Linked DNA regions of Homo sapiens: region 1 is linked to region 2. Evidence: chromatin loops called from intact Hi-C (ENCODE). Cell type or tissue: HCT116. All regions are shown on one strand.

Region 1 (2,500 bases), 620 kb after region 2:
TCCCGTGCTTTGGGAGGAATGGGGAGGATGGCTTGAGCCCAAGAAGTCGAGGTTCCAGTGAGCTATGATCACACCACTGCACTCTAGCTTGGGTGACAAAGCAAGACCCTGTCTCAGAAAATAAATAAAATAAAATAAAATAAAGTCTCTGTAAATAATTTTTCGCTTACATCTGACCATTCTTGGAAGACAGATTCTTTGTTTTTTGAGATGGAGTTTCACTCTTGTTGCCCAGGCTGGAGTGCAATGGTGTGATCTTCGCTTACTCTAACCTCTGCCTCCTGGGTTCAAGTGATTCTCCTGCCTCAGCCTCCCAAGTATCTGGGATTACAGGTGTCCGCCACCATGACCAGCTAATTTTTTTGTATTTTTAGTAGAGACAGGGTTTCACCATGTTGGCCAGGCTGGTCTTGAACTCCTGACCTCAGGTGACCCACTTGCCTCGGCCTCCCAAAGTGCTGGGATTACAGGCGTGAGCTACTGTGCCCAGCCAGAATAGATTCTTAGAAATGGAATTAGTGGGCTGAAAAATGTCAATTAAAAAATATATATGTATATATTTTAGAGACAGGGTCTCACTCTGTTGCCCAGGCTGGAGGGCAGTGATGCAATTATAGTTCACTGCAGCCTTGACCTCCTGGGCTCAAGCTATCCTCCCACCTCGGCCATCTGAATAGCTGGGATTATAGGTACGTGCCACCATGCCCAGCTCTAAGATATTCTTGACACTCTTTGCCAACAGCCTGCTAAAAACATGGTCAGTTTGGCTGGGCAGGACGCACAGCTGTGTGTTCTGTATGACCTGTTTTACACATTAAATATTTGAAAATAAATAAAAACACAACCCACAATGTTAACAGTGCTTACCTCCGGGTGTTGAGGTTTAGGGGTGATTTAATGGACTTCTTTTTACCTTTCTATATTGTATACATTTCCAAAATAATTTTATCAAATTACTTTTTTAAGTAGGAAAATCCTATGATAGAACACTGTGCTCAAGGCATGAATCCTGTGTTGTTGCTCCAGCTCTCCAGCCGACAATGTGAACTTGGACAAGCCACTGGATCTCGGCTGAGCTAGAGCATCTGAGACAGCCACTAGGTGCTCTCAGCCCAGGACCTGGGGCACTTAAAAAACTCCTTGCTCTGAGTCCCTGCCCAGAGTAACTGCATCTGTATTTGCAGGGTCGGGTGAGGCCTGGTTATGGGAATTTTTCAAAGGTGAGTCATGGACACTAATGTGCAGTTTAGGGCAGGCTTCCCTGATCCAAAGGCTCTAAGGAAGGCCTTGAAAGCCACGATGAAGACCTCATCCCATGGGAGCTGTGGGCTCCTTCAGAGCTGGGAGAGAGGAGGCGGGTGGTGGCTGCGGCACACCTTTCTGTGTCTGTTGGCAGCATCTCAGCCGCAGGTAGCAGGTGGGGTCTGATTCATCTCCAGCAACATTTACAGACAATGAGTCACAACCAAAGAAAATCACGTATCCCGAGAGGGAAGCCAGGTCCTCTTTGATTCCAAGCACCGGGTGAGATCAGAACAGGAGGACCAGGCAGGCAGTGTCTGGCGGTGGCTCTCCCTTCCTGCAGCAGGGGAGCAAAGCCGGGGGTCTCTATTTTGGCGGGGCTTGTGGTTGAGGAGAGGGGAGTGAAGATGGGCCGGAGGGAGAAGTGGGATCAGGCTGGTGGCCTTGCTTCCTCTGGGCCAGTGAGCAGTGGCCACTCTGCTGGCCAGGCACCTACCCTCCTCCAAAGCCTGGAGATGAGGGCAAGTGAATCCTTCACTCCTCTCTTGGGGTTATTTCTATGGGGAGGGGGCTGGGCCCTCTGCTGGTTCCCTTAGCAACAGGGCCTGGCCCAGCTGCATTGTGCAGAGGCCCCAGCTAGGAAAGGCAGAGGGGGAAGGAAGGGAGGAGATGGTTTTCCACGGCCTGCCCTTCTCAGAGGTGGCGGGGGCTGTCAACATCCCAGAGCCCTTGGTTCCGGAGGGGGAGGGGATGCCCGTCGAGAACTCAGTCTTTTCCCAGGGGGAGAAGGCCAGAGAGGGGCCCCGTGGGCATCACTGAGGTCATTGTTTACATGTAGAAAATTAGGCTGCAGCCACTCTTGGCTGCATCCCGGGTGGGAGGTGTTAGAAAGAGGACCAGACCAATCTTGCCCTTTGACGCTGCCCAGAGGAGGCGACCAGTCCCCGACAGCCCTGCTTGGCGGCGGGTCCTGGCCTTCCATCCTCTGTGCGCACGCGTGGCATTTTCTGACCTGCCCTTGTCAAAATGACTGCATGTTCTTCTTAGCATTTGGATTTGCAGAGCTTCTGAAGGGCTTCTGCCTCTGAAGTCCCCTGCCCTGCCTCGGTTCTCACGCCTTCACGCTCTCCCTGCTCTTCTTGCTCTTCCATTCTGCGTGGCTGTGGTCCCCTCTCCCTCGCCCCATCTCTCCTGCTTAGCGTCCATCTCTCCCCACGTTCCTTCTTCCCATTTATTCCTCCCCCACCACTATTCCAAA
Region 2 (2,500 bases):
TTAAAGTATAATTAAAAAAAAAAAAAAAAAGAATCTTATATGTGTGTACTATGAGGCATGCACAAAGATGTTCAATGCAGCATTGTTTATAATAGCAAAAAAAAAAAACCCTGGAAACAAAGCAAATGTTCATTAATAGGAAATCAATTGTATAAACTGTAATGTATTCATTCTATAAAATACTTTTTAAAATAATAAAGCTGATCTTTATGTTCTGACATGGAAAGAGCTCTAAATCATATTTTTAAATGGGGTCGTGGGGAGAGAAAGCAATTTGAAGATTTTGTATTATTTATGTAAAGATACTGATAATACAATAACATATATTTTCAAGATAGGAAAGCAAGTATGTAGAAAAAATCTAGACAGATATTACTTCTGGGGAGTGTAGTTGGATAGTGTGGAGGAGGGGAGTGTTGGGAAAGTGGGGGAAATGACTTTATTCTTATCTGTAATTTTTTATTCATATAAGGAAAACGTGAAATTTATTTTTAATTGCAAGCAAAATATGAAAACTTTTTTTACAGAAAAGCCTTTAGATTCATTCTTTTCTGCAACCATTCAATTTCCAGTAGACTCTATTCCAATCATGAGCTTCCTAGGTCCCTTACGAAGTGTCCAGTTTACCAAGATTCTACTTACATACATCTTTTCTCATCTTTATGTGCTATGTAAAGCTAAATAAATCTGCTCATTGGAAAGTGCTAAGAGTGGCAGTAAATCCAAAATTAATATAGGGCAGTGGTCTTTATTTATAGGTGTAATATTATTCTGTCTCTATTTGTCCACCTTCAACTCTACATTTCTGAGGGTCATAAGTTTTGGAACCAGAGAGAACTCTGTTAATTTCGCGACTTTGGAGCCCGGATAAATTACCTAATGTCTGTAAGTTTCAGGTTCTGCATTTCTGAAAATCAGGAAAGCTCCTACTTCAAAGCCTTGGTATACTAGATAAGACATTAAAAGTGAAATTATTTAACATAGTGCCTGATCAGCAACGTTCCTTTCCCCTACTGGAGTTAGGAGGCCTTGCAAAAGTCAAGCATGCCTCATAGCTGCGTGAACTTGTGGAAAGTTAATTCACCTCTCTGAGTCTCAGTCTCCTCAACCGTGGAATAAGAATAATGACATTTTCTTGATACAGGTTCCTCTAAGTCACAAATGTAAAAGACAGCAAGCTCAATATGCAGACCATATGGTCATATCAATCTTTGTTTCCCTTCCTTTCTCCGTCTTCCCCTCTAGCGTCTCCTGCAGTTCCAAGCTGACACGGCAGATGGTGTAGTTGAATCGCCCAGGGAGCCTCAGCACAGCGGCCTCAGTCACCTCTCCACAAGGCAGCTGCCCCAAGCTGCATTCATTGGGACAAACCTACCTTCCTTCTAGAATGTGAGTCAGATGCGGCAGTGGTACTGCAGGCGGCAGCAATGGCAGTGTCACAACACAGACTGAGATTTGGCTTCAACACCGAACCGCTTGGGGGCTCTCATGGATGCAAAGTGTGTCGTTTCCTTGTGGAAGGACAGTGAAGGCAGGTGTTTGCTGCTCTCCTGCAGGCTCTTGGGCATGCTTCAGAGGTACTTCTTTCGGGGCCAAGCTCTTATCAAATTAATATTCTGTCCGTAAGGGAGATTTTGTTAATTACCTCGGTTTAATGAAGTTTTTCTTAGCTTTTGGAAACAGAATGTGTTGGCTCTCCATTTTTTGGTCTGTTTGAGTGAAGGAAAGTTGATGTCCTAGGTTGGATACAAGACTGGAATAGGATATTCAGAGGCAGCTTCTTATAGACGACCACCTTTCCGTAACACCATTAGAATTATATGAGCTTTAATCCTGCACCTAACTTTCCAGGGTTTCCTCCTCCAAGAAGCTGCGTTAGCACTGGACCAACGACAAACAAGTGAAGGGCTTGGGTCAGGATACCTGTGTTACAGCTGCAGAATGTCAAGCACAGGGGCAGTGACTACAGCTTGCCAGGGCAGAGCCCACAGAGGTAATATTCCAAAACAATACATTTCCATGTAATTCCAGCAGCAGAATGGCTGGGGGCTGCAAGTTGCATTTGAACAGCACTTCTCAACCTTATCAGACCTAATGCCCCCCTTTCATAACAAATACTGTGTAACTCTCCCCTCTAGTATCCTACAATGAGATGCGCAGATACTACAACTTGTCTATGCACATATTTAATCCCTCTAATGTCCTTGCAGTAATATAAAGAATAAATGAAAGCAAAGTCATTATACTGAATTAATATGTATTTCCATGTGTGAATATGCAGACACAACTATGTTGGAAGGCATAAATAGTCTGATGCTTATGTCTGTTCACAGCATTATCCTAAATATCATGGCCACAAATCCAAATTAAGTGTTGGTGACTCAGGTACCATGCGCTGCATTGAATGACTCAGTAAAATTCCAACCAAATGTAAGTATAATCTTTCTTTATTTTACATACAATTATTATAGATAAATGCCATAAAAATAAGTTGCATTTA

Evidence for each region. A loop is a pair of places that touch in the nucleus more often than their neighbours do. Peaks named below come from ENCODE experiments on the same cell type or tissue, not always from the same donor. Only the 100,000 strongest peaks of a DNase experiment are listed, where the experiment ranks them.
Region 1: a loop joins it to region 2, with 7 times the contacts of the local background. A loop is called at or near these places in 8 of 110 quality-filtered maps.

Annotation. Positions count from the first base shown.
Region 1 is chr18:58,784,363-58,786,862 of GRCh38, reverse strand. No RefSeq gene overlaps it. Among named protein-coding and RNA genes, the nearest start is that of LINC01926, 28 kb to the left of the region's middle. In HCT116, a CTCF peak has its summit at 1,056; a DNase peak (open chromatin) is centred at 1,322; H3K27me3 peaks cover 1,111 bases.
Region 2 is chr18:59,401,465-59,403,964 of GRCh38, reverse strand. LOC107985156 (a long non-coding RNA gene) reads left to right here and starts at 615. Exons shown (of 9, transcript XR_001753470.1): 1 at 615-1,577; 2 at 1,852-1,993; 3 at 2,334-2,430. In HCT116, a CTCF peak has its summit at 1,275; a DNase peak (open chromatin) is centred at 1,374.